Linked DNA regions of Homo sapiens: regions 2 and 3 are each linked to region 1. The links are chromatin contacts, found by Hi-C in ENCODE. All regions are on one chromosome and are shown on one strand. Each heading gives the region's core, a stretch centred on a gene start or an enhancer-like site at or near the end of the contact. The rest is flanking DNA. Distances are from core to core; before and after follow the strand shown. Region 1 holds the start of RNF138 (ring finger protein 138). Region 2 holds the start of DSG2-AS1 (DSG2 antisense RNA 1). Region 3 overlaps LOC105372049 (a long non-coding RNA gene).

What was found. A loop is a pair of places that touch in the nucleus more often than their neighbours do. Pooled maps may share reads with other maps.
Region 2: a loop to region 1 is called in a pooled map, with 3 times the contacts of the local background. The contact joins the promoter of DSG2-AS1 here to the promoter of RNF138 in region 1. A Hi-C loop is called at or near these places in 4 of 50 pooled maps.
Region 3: a loop to region 1 is called in a map with no recorded cell type, with 4 times the contacts of the local background. The contact joins the enhancer-like site here to the promoter of RNF138 in region 1. A Hi-C loop is called at or near these places in 1 of 168 maps with a recorded cell type or tissue (Caco-2), 4 of 37 single-sample maps with no recorded cell type and 3 of 50 pooled maps.

The regions. Positions count from the first base shown.
Region 1 is chr18:32,088,944-32,093,196 of GRCh38, reverse strand. RNF138 (ring finger protein 138) reads right to left here and starts at 1,323. Exons shown (of 8, transcript NM_016271.5): 1 at 962-1,323; 2 at 311-497. The coding sequence starts at 420. It overlaps LOC124904278 (a long non-coding RNA gene), which reads left to right and starts at 1,252. Exons shown (of 2, transcript XR_007066327.1): 1 at 1,252-1,342; 2 at 1,695-1,922. It also overlaps a transcript of RNF125 not described here. RefSeq lists a silencer at 485-904 and an enhancer at 1,575-1,624.
Region 2 is chr18:31,555,624-31,560,491 of GRCh38, reverse strand. It overlaps DSG2-AS1 (DSG2 antisense RNA 1), which reads left to right and starts at 3,581. Exons shown (of 6, transcript NR_045216.1): 1 at 3,581-4,529.
Region 3 is chr18:31,231,204-31,235,722 of GRCh38, reverse strand. The region is part of intron 1 of LOC105372049 (a long non-coding RNA gene); the gene reads right to left. Among named protein-coding and RNA genes, the nearest start is that of DSC1, 71 kb to the right of the region's middle. Within about 2 kb of position 1,987, at least 2 of the 41 ENCODE cell types and tissues checked have a DNase peak (open chromatin) inside an H3K27ac peak, as active enhancers do.

The DNA of each region.
Region 1 (4,253 bases), core at 74-2,573:
CGCCGCAGGGAACGGCCTGGCCACTGCCCCGGGGGCGCGAAAGCCAGGGAGAGCGGGAGAGCGGGAGAGCGGGAGAGCGGGAGAGCGGGAGCTTGGGCTGAGGGGGCTGGACGCGGGGAGCGGGCCCCGAGGCTGAGGAAAAGGCCGCCCCGGGACTCTGAGGGGCGGGGAACGGGACCTCGCGGGGCAGCGACGCTCGGGCAGGCCGCGGCGGGCTCGGTTCCCGCCAGGCGGCAGCCCGGGGTCCCGGGCCGGAGGCCGGGCCTAAGCGACAACCCGGCTCCGCGAGGGGGAGGGGGCGTCTACTCACACGTGCTGACAGGCCGTGGTCCGCACGGGCGTTTTGAGCACCTCCTGACAGACGGGGCAGTAGAAATCATCTTCGGTGTAGGACGTGGCCGCAGAGAGGTCCTCGGCCATGGCGGGGGATGGGGAAACAAGGCGATGGCGACAGCGGCAGCGGCCGAGGTGACGGTGGCGGCCCGGGGCCCGACTCCCTACATGAACCCGGAGGGGGGAGGGGGATCGCATCAGGATACAGCGCGCGCCAGGAAGGGGGCGGGGCCCTGGGTAGGGCGGGGCCGAACGCAGAGACGCTACTGCCGCACGCGCCGGGCAAGAGGCGACCCCTCCCACGGCTCCTCCCACAGGGGGCTGGATGGGGGACGGTGCTTGGCGGGAGGCTGGGCTCGCAGCATGCCGTGGGCCCGCCCCGCTCGCCCCTCACCCCGCCCCAGGACGCGGCCTCACGCTCTAGGCCACGCCCTCACCGGGCTCCAGGCGCGGGCTCGCGCCCCGCCCTCAGCCCCCGTCTTCGCCCAAGGCCTCCCTTTTCACTGCTTTTCCGCCTCTACTCACCCCGACCCCGAGCCCCGAGTGCCCAGCCCGTGTCCGCGGCTTCCTCCCCGCCCCGCTTCCCGGCACCCCGGCCCCTCCACGCTTCCGCCGGGGAGACTCTCACCTAGGAGCCCCGAAGCGGCGTTGTGGACGGAGCTGCTTTTCCTTCACGTGTTCGTAGAGACCCGGCCCAGCGCTTTCCTCGAGCTTCCTGTCCGGCCGCCGCTATCTTCGCAGCCGAGGCCCCGGGGCAAATGGAGGGCGGCGTGCGCTGTGCTTATCGGCCCCTAACGGGGCCGGAGCCGAGGCTCATGGTGCAGGGAGATTCGCCCGCCGCCGCCAGCAGCTCTGTCTTGGCATTGCGCTGCCTACAGCCTACCCGGCCGTCACCGAACGCGGGAGCGCCGGGGATCTGGGCGGAGGAGCCAGGAGAGGCGGGGAGGCACGGGGTGTGAAGTGCGGCCTGTATAGCAACCGGCGCACGGCGCCTTCCGCGGGTTGTGACGTAAGCAGCTGGGCGCCCGCGGTGACACCTGCGCCTCCCCGCCCCGCCTCGCTAGGCCCGGGACCCCAGTTACCTCTCCTGTCAAATACATTGGGCCTTTCAGGAAGTTTTCGTCAATGTTCAAGATTTAGTCTTTACTATTTGCCCTACCAGAATGTTTTGATCTTGTCAAGATGTGTTATAAACAAATATTTGTTACGGGATTTTAATCCTTTGGGGGCAGGATTAAAGTTTCCTTGAGAGGATGTCCACTTTCTCCTTTAACAGCATGACCGATGCTTAAATACGGTCGCAGATGCAGTCTTCTACTACACCTTTGGGTTGATTTTTGATTTTTTCTTTTTTTTTTTAGCTTTGAAGAGAAATGCCGTAGAAGCATGGACGTGGCTTTTCACCAAGGTTATTCACTAATTTAAGTGTTTTTTTTAATTTTATTTTATTTTATTTTATTTTTTGAGACAGGTACTCACTCTGTCTCCCAGGCCGGAGTGCAATTATCTGTACAATTGATAATCTATAAGATGGTCCAACCTGCGTAACAGAGTGAGATTCCGTCTCAAAAAAAAAAAAAAAAAAGAAAGAAAAAAGGCCGGGCGCGGTGGCTCACACCTGTAATCCCAGCCCTTTGGTAAGCGAAGGCGGTTGGATCACTTGAGGTCAGGAGTTCAAGACCAGCCTGGCCAACGTGATGAAATCCCATCTCTACTAAAAATACAAAAATTAACCGGACATGGTGGTGGGAGCCTGTAATCCCAGGTACTCGGGAGGCTGAGGCACGAGAATCGCTTGTACCCGGGAGGCAGAGGTTGCAGTGAGCCGCGATCGCGCCGCTGCACTCCAGCCCTGGCGACAGAGTGAGACTCTCAAAAAAAAAGAAGAACAAAAAAAGGATAAATCGATAAGATGGGATCCACAATGACGTGAAAGAAGCTAAGGAAAATCTGGAACATTATACAGCATCTACAATTAGCTTCAGAGAAAAGAAAGGTTTTATTACCATCCTTTGTTAAAACCCTCCCCCATGGTCTAAATGAATAAACAGAAGCCATTTAAGGGACTATTTAAATCAATTCTGCCATTTATTGTCTATGTTGACATTGGCATTGTTAGGTGTTATGCAGATGTCATGAACTTTGCTCTCAACCTGTTTACATTATTACATATCTATCAGAATGAGAGAGAAAAAATGGTATTTGCCAAAGTATTAAATTTTGCATTAAACGATGGCTATAATGAGGATAGGAAATGGAATGATTAGAAATATATAGAGTTAACAGAAAACTTTATGGAGGAAATGGGTTTTAATGTACATCTCAAAAGCATTGATTCCTAGAATAATAATAATTTGTCCAATGAATAGCTAATTCCCTCTACCAAACTATATTTTGTATTTTTGTTGCTTTTCCTCCTTAGCAGCAAGCGCAGTGGAAGCAAGACAAGAAAGCTAATACTAGCTTCAGATTTCCTGGAAGGAGGAAGAGCACGTGACGAGAGGGGCAGCTAATAGCAGTAGTTCAGGTGCTTTTCACATTCACTTATAAAATGGTTCTTTGAGTTCAAATTTTTAACAGCCCAGAGAAGAAAACTCACTTTTTTTCTTTTTTCTTTTGAGACAGAATCTCACTCTGTCACCCAGGCTGGGGTGCAGTGGAATGATCTCAGCTCACTTCAACCTGCGCCTTCCAGGTTGAAGCAACTCTCCTGCCTCAGCCTCCCAAGTAGCTGAGATTACAGGCATGCACCACCATGCCAAACTAATTTTTGCATTTTTAGTAGAGACAGGGTTTTGCCATGTTGGCCAGGCTAGTCTCGAACTCCTGGCCTCCAGCGATCCGCCCACCTTGGCCTCCCAAAGTGCTGGAATTACAGGCCTGAGCCACTGTGCCTGGCCTACATTTTACTTTTTTGATAATTCCACTCATTTCATTCATTCTGACCATTTAGGAAGTAAGGTGTATTTTCTGTATAATAGTGTTTCCCATTATTCATTGGGAATATCTAACCATAACATTAATTTTGTGACCCTAATTTTATTTGCTTCATTCTTTCTCTGCAACGGCAGCTTTACTTATGTCTAATCCAAACATATTTGTATCACTCCCCCATATATTCTAATAAGTCATTCGGTATACACGTAAGCATATAGCTGGCAATATGTGGAAATCCAGCAAAAACTTGGACATAAGAAAAATATAGATACCCTTGGAAAGTTAAGCTTAAAAAAATAAGTTGCAATTACCAATGACACAATCTTCTTTCTTGGCAACATTTCTGGTGAAAAGCTACTTGATATTTTTATAAGAATGTCATAGATTTACTCAAAATACATTCAGCTGCGTAAATAAAATGTCCTCAGCCTTTGGTCATTAGAAGGGAAAACCCTAGATGTAGACCGATTTGGTAAACTGTGCTGCAATAATTTAAACAGTTCCTTTAAGTTTGGGTTAAACCAGTCAGTCCCTCTCAGTGGGCTTCCCTCAGAATGGCATTTGGGAGAAGGGAAGGGAGGATGATGGGTAGCTGACATGAACTCAAGGCACTATAGGGGAATCTGGCTCCTGAAATCTGCAAGTTCTCTTTTGCATTTTTGCCGGATTTTCTTTAGCCAGACTAATTTTCTCTGCTCCTTGAGATGTAATGTGTCCTGGGTGTTCTCTTGCTGAAACTTGCTGATGAAGATTGCTCGGACCTGTCTCTCAGCTGGGCCAAGGCCCTGAGATATGTCCTAGCTTCACCAACACTGTAAAACCTTCTGATTCCTGCCACGATCACCTTCCAATTCCTTAACCCTCAACATGGCAGGCTCCTTAGCAGGCTCTCTGGCTCTCAACACAACTACTGTCTATGACATCCTTTGTGGTTCTCCCTCTGGTTCTGAACAGCCTGTAAGGCCATGTGCTTCCAGGGCACA
Region 2 (4,868 bases), core at 2,332-4,831, 530 kb after region 1:
AAATAGCTTGATGTGGTGCGTGCCTGTGGTCCCATCTACTCTGGAGGCAGAGGCAGAAGGATCACTTGAGTCTGGGAGATTGAGGCTGCAGTGAGCTATGATTGTGCCACTGCACTCCAGCCTGGGCAACAGAGTGAGACCTTGTCTCAAGAAAATAAATAAATAAATAAATAATAAATTGGCAAACTAGGAGAGAAAAAGCATGGTAAGTATAGCCTGGCATTTTTGTTAAAAAAAAAAAAAAGCTTCTAAAAAATGTCTACACATACATTTACCCCATGACCCAGCAATTTAGGTATTTGCCCCAGAGCAATGAAAACATATGGCCACCAAGGCTTGAACATGAATGTTTATAGTAGCTTCATTTTTGATAACACAAAACTGAAGACAGTCTGGGTGTCCATCAATATGAGAATGGAAAAACAATTTTGACATAATTATACAATAGAACGCTACTGCATTCCATTGCAAAATAGTTTCTTTTCTACAAAAAGAAATGTGTTACTGGTACACACAACCTAGATGAATCTCAAAAAATTATGCTGAGTGATAGAAGTCTATTCCAGAGTCCACACTATATGACTCCATTTATATAAAGTTCTAGGAGAGGCAAAACTAAAAAAAATTTAAATAAAAAAGTCATTGCCTCTCAGAGATAGAGATGAGGCCTGAGCAGGAAGAGGTATTGGTATTTTCTGGGGTCATGGTCATTTTCACATCTTGAAAGGGGTTTGGTTACACGGGTGTATGCATTCTTCAAAACTTAGCAAATGTACACTTAAAATTGGTGCATTTCATGCTATGTGATTTTGCCTCAGAAGAAAAAAAATGTAAATAAATCTTGAACTGTAATTCAACTCTGATGTGTTCAGCGTATGGATGTATTTAAGTATACTTATGGCTATAATTTAATTTGAAATTCACCAAGAGAAATAAGATGGATTGATCAATGGATACAGACATGGATAGATATGTAATAAACTAAGAACAGTAAAATATTAATAGTGAAATCTTGGTGGTAGAAATTCAAGTGTTCACTGAAAATTCTTTCAGTTTGCTATGTGTGTGAAAAGTTTTCCAATAGAATGTTGGGGAAAATGTCTATTGAAATATGATATACCATTCAATTAACAACAAATAGTCATGCACGTGTCATATATAAAGCATTGTGATATGTACTAAAGATGCAAGAATGAAGAAAGACAAAGCTTTTGGCTCGGAGCTTTCACAGTTTCATAAAGGAGACCAAAGTACCAAATTGTTAGGGGAACAAACATGTCAACAATTTTCTGGAATCGTCTAATTTCAAGTACTTTACTTTTATTTGTTTTATGTGTAAAAGAAATGCATTTTATTATTATTTATGTTTCTGTTTCTATTTTTATATATTTCAGGGGTACAAGTGCAGGATTTTTAAATTTTCATTTTTTTAAAGCATAGTCTTTGTCATCTGGGCTGGAGTACAGTGGCACAGTCATGGCACACTGCAGCCTTGAATTCCTGGGCTCTAGTGATCTTCCCATGTCAGCCGCCCAAGCAGCTGAGACCGCAGGTGTACACCACCATGGCCACCTAATTTCTTAAAATTTTTGTAAAGACGAGGTCTCACTATGTTGCCCAGGCTGGTCTAGAACTCCTGGGCTCAAGCAATCCTGCTGCCTTGGCCTCCCAAAGTGATGGGATTACAGGCATGAACCACCAAGCCCGGCTGCAGATTGTTTACATGCTCGGATTGCATAACAGTTACATCTAGGCTTTTTAGTGTACCCATCACCGGAACAGTGAACGTTGTACCCAAGAGGTAATTTTTCAATCCTTACTTTCTCCTCCCTTCTCACCTTTTGGAGTCCCCAGTGTCTATTATTCCACTCTGTATGCCCACGTGTACCCACTGTTTAGCTTCCACTTATAAGTGAGAACATACGGTTTTTTTTTTTTTTTTTTTTTTGAGACAGAGTTTCACTCTTGTTGCCCAGGCTGGAGTGCAATGGTGAGATCTCGGCTCACCGCAACCTCCGCCTCCCAGGTTCAAGCGATTCTCCTGCCTCAGCCTCCCGAGTAGCTGGGATTACAGGCATGCACCACCACACCCGGCTAATTTTATATTTTTAGTAGAGATGGGGCTTCTCCATGTTGGTAAGGCTGGTCTCAAATGACTTTCTGTTTTTGAGTTATTTCACTTAGGTTAATGGCCTCCAATTCCATCCATGTTGCTGCAGAAGACATGATTTCATTCTTTTTTATGGCTGAGTATTATCCCGTGGTATATATGTACCACAGTTTTTTAATCCAGTTGATGGATTAAATTGGACACTTAAGTTGATGGACACTTAGGTTGATTCCATATTCAAGTACTTTATTTTTAAACGTAAGGAATTCTTTAAGTAAATGACTCCATGTTATTTTGATTGACTAATTTTGTAAGTGTTTTTATGTAAACAAACTCACAAGTTAGGAAAAAAATCTTTCATCAAATGCTGTCTTCTAATTTTGTTTAGGGAAATGTTTTTCTCATAACCATACCTTGCCTGTCTGTTGCCTCTGTGACCTATTGACATAATATTTAAAATTTACTTTACAGCAAGAAAAGGGCACTGAAAATGCACGGAAAAGTCAATGAAAGTCAGAAGAAAAAAAGGTTAATATTTAAGGTTGACTTTGGTTGGAGTTAACTTCAACTTTCCCCCACCCTCTTCCTGCAGAATCTCCTCCTTCCAGCTGAGGATTCTTTCTAAAACCTGGTTATAAGGTGTCTTGCTCACAATTGTCTGTGGCTCTTTACTGCATAAAGAGTCTGGTCCCACAGCCTTAGCTGCTGTTCCAAGTCCTCCACAGGGTGGCCTGTACCTGCCTCTTCACCCACACCTTCTGCTGTGCTCACCGCCTCTAATCCCTTACCCGCTAGCCACCCTCACCTGTGTGAGGTAAGCTTCTGATCTAGGTGGTCCTTCCTCCTGTTTACTTACTCTCTGGATTAGTTCATTTTTGCATTACTATAAAGAAATACCTGAGGCTGGTTATTTATTTATTTATTTATTGAGACGGAGTCTCACTCTGTCGCCCAGGCTGGAGTGCAGTGGCGCGCTTGGCTCACTGCAACCGCTGCCTCCCAGGTTCAAGCGATTCTCCTGCCTCAGCCTCCTGAGTAGCTGGGATTACAGACGCCCGCCACCACGCCCGGCTAATTTTTGTATTTTTAGTAGAGACGGGTTTCGCCATGTTGGTCAGGCTGGTCTTGAACTCCTGACCTCAGGTGATCTGACTGCCTCAGCCTCCCAAAGTGCTGGCATTACAGGTGTGAGCCACTACACCTGGCCTGAGGCTGGTAGTTTATAAAGAAAAGAGGTTTAACTGGCTCACGGTTCTGCAGGTGAACCAGAGGTGTGGTGCTGGCATCTGCTTCTGGTGAGGGCCTCAGGAAGCTTCCAATTATTGGCGGAAGGCGAAGTGGGTGTATCACATGGTGAGACCAGGATCAAGAGAGAGGGGAGAGAGGGGCTACGCTTTTAAAAAACAACCAGATCTCGCGTGAACGACCTGAGCGAGAACTGGCTCATCACCAAGGGGATGGCACGAATCCGTTCCTGCGGGATCGGTTCCCATCATCCAATACCTCCCACCAGACTCCACTTCCATCATTGGAGGTCACATTTCAACTAAGATTTGGAGGGGACCGTATCCTAACTATATTAACTTCCAATTTTCATCGAAAGCCCACCTGTCTAAGAAGAGCTCCTAGACATTCCCTTTCCCCTTCAACTTGGAGGAATTGGGAATGACAAAGAGAAATTAATCAAAAGAAGAATTAATCTCTCCAATCAGCCTTGGCATTTTCTTTCTATCTTTGATATGTTGTTTTTTACAGTGTCTTGGTTTTCAGAATAAGCTGTTTGTAACTACTTCCTCCACTATATTGTGAGCCTCTGGAGGGCAAGGTCTGGGCCTTACTCATCTTTGAGTAATTTTAAAGCCACTAAATAGGGCTCTGCACATAGTGAGAATTCAACATATGCTTAGTTGAATCTAATATTTCAGAAAAAGTCAACATCTATTCTTTAAGATAGCCCACAGCAGGCTGAGTGTGTTATTCGTAAATCCATTGGCCAGCGTCATTTCCTCCAAAGTGCAGCATTTTTGATAGAACCAAAGGCTCATGACTGACCTTCAGAAAGACATTTTGTATTTCACCATCAAAGAGTGGTATGGGTTTTATTAGACTTCCGTAATCCAGGTCTCGTTTCTCAGGCAACTCTGAAGCGTATCACACTTTATCTGAGAGGGTCACAATTAGTGAAGGAAGGAATTGGCCTTTGCAAGTTTGTGTTGCTCACGAACTTATTAAATTGCTTGATTTTTTTTTTTCTTCCTAGCTTTGATAGATTGACTTTGCCTCTTTTACTGCGTGCATAGTGCCATCTTGTGGCCATAAAGCATATAACACTCATAGTTATGCCACAGTGCTTCTGTTCCATCTTATTTCTGTAGTCCAGAGGATCTCTTAAGTGTAGAAACACATGGATTATTACTAGGTGAGCATACATATAGTTTACTGCTAAGCCAATTCAACCTGGTACATCTAGTTGGGGTATATCTAGAAGCATTTAAGATGCTTGTATTTTGTGCGTTTTCCAACTTCTTTCATTGAAGTATCCCAATCCAGTGTTTTTCTTTGAAAAAGAACCCATGTAAACTAGGGAAACAATAGATGTGGTCCTTGGAGAGGCTGGAATGAGAAACTCAAGATTACTTTAGAAGGGTCCAACTCAAGAGGGGTTGCAAAACCAAACTTCCTGCTAGAAGAAGCTGAAAGCTGTAGACGAGGGGCAGGGGAACATATAGGGTACGTCTTAATGTATAGCCTCGGGTAA
Region 3 (4,519 bases), core at 738-3,237, 860 kb after region 1:
ATCAAATATTATCACATTCTATTTTTCTTACAAACAAAGGTATATTAGATGGCAAAGTAGTTTTTTATCATTCATCAACTATTGAATACTCTTTTCAGGAAAAAACATACATAATTTTAGCTATTCATTAACTCCCTCCCCAAGAGTTCTCTTGCTAAAGATGGTTGAAGTGCTATAACTACAAAACGACTTCAGGATATAGAATAATATGGAGGAACAAAAAGACTGATCATTCAAAATGATTTTTTAAAATCCTGAGGAACACACAAACCAACAAATAATGAACTTCATAGACACTGAAAAAGATGTGATCAAAATGAGGTTTTCTGAGGTAAGCACAGTGGGAAACACTGGAGGTGGAACAAATTATTAGGTCATTAAACTTCTTTCAGAGAAGGGCTATTCCTTTTTTTATTTTGATGACAGCGAGATGAAGCACATATTTTTGCAGTAGTTTCAGAAGTTTGATAGACACAAGTGTTTGAGTGCAGTTCTCAAATGTATTCACTATCAATAACACATGATGCTGAAATTAATAAAGGACAGATAGAAGTGCCCAATGTAAATTCTAAGGTATGTTAATTAGTATAAGAAAATATTTTTAAAAAGGAACAGATACTTGTACTTTGTTCTGTCATGTAGATATTTTCATAGTTTGACCAATCTACTTAAATCATCTGGATTTACCTAATGAGTTTGCTCACACTTATGTTCCTAACAATGTAGGCTCCCTGAAGCAGGGATTAAAGTGTCTGGTACACATTTTAGGCCCTTAATAATGTTGAATGTGCTAGTAAATGGATGAGTTACCAATTGCACAAGTAAAAACAGTTATGCTTGTGGAAGCAATGAACAAATAAAGAGCAAACTAGAATTACGAATGCTGCATATTATATTTTCATTGTGTTATTGACCACAATTTAGTTCATCTAGAAACAATTTTAAAATCAAGCAGAGATTTTAGCTTTCATTCATATTCTTCTTGTATTGCTATTGAGAATATTTATTTTCTCCCTAATAATCATTCCTAATTTTTTTTAACAAATTACCTTCTTTAAAGTATATTGAGATAGAAGTGTTCATTCTGGATATTTTAAAACAAGAGGTGCTTAGTAAGGACCAAGAAAATGACAAAAATTCTTTTGCAAATATTTATGTGAACTAGAAGATACTCATACTTAGGGAATTTAATGCCTAAACTTTTGTCCAAAGCTTTCTTTTAAATTGTTTTAATGACTGTTGAATATTTGGTAATAAGATGAAAATACTGAAAACCAAAAAAGTGTTAGTTCTAACCCAATTTACCTTTCTATCTATAATAAGCCCATATTTACAAATTGTACTGTATGACTTTGGTCAAAAGCAACTCATCCTTCCTTTAAAAAATCCATATGGAACTGGAGAGCAATTTAAAACAAAGCCAAATGAGATTTGTCATGTTGATAGTCAGTCCCACTGGCTCAGTCCCTGCTCTCTTGTTCACCTTTTCCTTCACTTCTGGGACTGTCATTCAAGCTTGTGGTGTCAACTTTCACTTCTGTGCCAAAGATTCACAAAAACATTTTCTATCATGCCCTCTTATCTTGCTACTATTCTTGTGTTTGCACCTTTCTGTTGGTGGTGATATTGTCACCCCAGCACACTCTGTCCCAATACAAGGTCAACCACACTCAGAAGAGAAAACTGCACTCGCACCTCCTAACTCCTCTGGTCACAGACAGCACCTAGCACGTTCAGGTGGGCTGGCCGCAGACAGCCATCTCAGTGACTTCACAGCTCTTCCAGCTGTGCATGCATGAAACTTGAAATCATCTTGATCTCTTCTTTCTTCTCTGCTGTGTTTCCAAGCCTTGCCAAGTGCTCCCCTTATGTGAAGCTTTTCCTCTTTATTCCCATGCCAAATTCCAACCTCCAATCTCCATGACTTCCCTCTGTTATTTCACAGGTTACTTATTACCACAGTCCTTGTCCAATCTGGCCCATGCTGGAAAATGTTGTTGGACTTGCCCTGAAAAAAATCTGCTCATTATGTCATTTTTTTTGCCATATTCAGAATAAGCAGTAAGTATAACCTACATGGGGCACAAAGTAGCCCTGAAAAATATAGCAGTGTTTTCTGGTAATTGCAGTCTCAAGTTTATATTCTCTCTGAAAGTAGATAGAATATTATTAAGGGGAAGATTATTAAGGAGAAAAAAGATGTTCTCATAGCAATACATGAAGAATATGAATAAGTGCTGAAATCTCTGCTTGATTTTAAAATTGTTTCTAGATGAACTAAATCATGGCCAATAACAAAATGAAAATAAAACATGCAGCATTTGTAATTCTAGTTTGCTGTTTACTTGTTCGTTGCTTCCACAAATTAAACTGCTTTTATTGGTGTAATCCATAACTCATTCATTTACTTGGTGTGTGTGTGTGTGTGCGTGTGTGTGTGTGTGTGTGTGTGTGACAGAGTCTTACTATGTTACCCATGATGGAGTGCAGTGGCGTAATCACAGCTCACTGCAACCTTGAACTCTCAGGCTCAGATGATCTTCGCATTCAGCGGGGACTACAGGCATGCACCACCACACCTGGCTAATTTTTTTTTTTGGTACTTTTTGTAGACATGAGGTTTTGCCATGTTGCCCAGGCTGGTTTGGAACTCCTGGGCTCAAATGATCCACCTGTCTCAGCTTCCCAAAGTGCTGGGATTATAGGCGTGAGCCACTGGGTGCAGGGTCTGTACACACTGACTTCCATTAAGACAACTCTTCCTGTCAGAGACCCAGGCCTGACTGCTCTCTACAAGGACAGTGACAGAGCATCTACACAGGAAGGGCTAGAATAGCAATCTGATAGGGAAACAGACCTAGGGGATGTGGATTACAGCAAGGATATTACTTCCACTTAAAAGCATATATATTTTGAGGTGGCTTGAAACTACTTTACATGATAAGCAGATGTTTTATTCATGTTGAATTTTTATTAACCTATCTGCTATAAATTCTACCCCTCTCTATGAAAAAAAAAACCTATAAGGCTGCTATCCTCCATCTAGTAGCTAATTTTTATTTGTTTCCCTGGATGTTGCAAATTTTAAGAGTTTTCTTACTGAAGCATTCAGAGTAAGCACAGGGGTGATATAAAAAATATTTAGCAACCCATTTGACACAGGCACTGAGCAATAAGATGGCCATCAGCTGGAGAAGACTGGGTTGGCTGGCTCGTGCATCCTGGCTACACATCATCTGGGGCATATGTGATCCTCGTGCACTGTACACAGGCTCAGGAGACCTCTGCTACCCAACCATCCAGTGCCATGGTGTGTGGGGAGCATCTCTGCTTAGGATACAGATTTCTCAGGTCTGGGACCCAGAAACTCTCGAGTTGTGGCTCAGTGGTGTATTTTAATAAATTCTCCAGATGATTTTGATGCAAGCCAAAGACAGAGACCTAATCTATGTGGATTGTTCCCACTACCCGCTTCCTTGCCCTCATAACCTGGCATAAAAGATAGGGGCTAGAGAGCAGGCAGTTTGCAGACGACCTTTGTTCTCTCTTTTAATCTCCAATGTGTTTTCTTTTGTTCTAGTAGGAATAAAGATTAAATTGGCTAACAGAATATTGTGGAAATAACAGTGAAATAGAAAGACTATGATTGGTGCTAATAATACGGCCTTAACACCCATTGTTAAACACCCAATTATACGTTTTTATTCCATATGGTAATAGTTTAATATACAAGCTTAGGTTCACAGGCTAATATTCTAGGTTGCAGTTTTTAAATTTATTGCATGAATATAATGGAAAAGAATTTTTTTTTAGTTACATTTTTTGACAATTTGATTATTTGCAAGAGAGAATTTTAACATACAGGGATACGGTATATGAAAAGAACAGGTTTCAGTCAGGCTCAATTTTCAGATAGAAATCAAAAATTAAAATAAAAAATATTAGATGAAAATCTTGAAAAGGTATATTGCATTCTCTTAATATAATTTCTCCTTTTGTTAATAATTCAGGATCAACATTATGAATAGTCATTGTTTTATTTATATGCAGTGTGCTTAACTCTCTTTCCTATTTGGCTGTTTCTAATCATCACTGGATTTGAAAGTGATTTAATAAAACACTTAAAAGTGTGAAAACTGAAAGTAAACAGTTTCTGAAGGAAGATATAAAATTCGAAGCATGAATTGCATGAGCTTTAACTTCATTGATCTCATGACAGTGACTTAACAGGTCAGATACCTTTTACTTCATTATTGATCTTTTTGCCAACTCTTGTTAAGTGAAGTTTTTTTGTTTGCTTTGTTTTGTTTTGTTTTGAGACAGAGTCTTGCTCTGTCACCCAGGCTGGAGTGCAGTGGCATGATTTCAGTTCACTGCAACCTCCACCTCCCAGGTTCAAGTGGTGCCTCAGCCTCCCGAGTAGCTGGGACTACAGGCACATACTACCATGTCCGGTTAATTTTTTTGTGTTTTTAGTAGAGATCGGGTTTCGCCATGTTGGCCAGGCTGGTCTCGAACT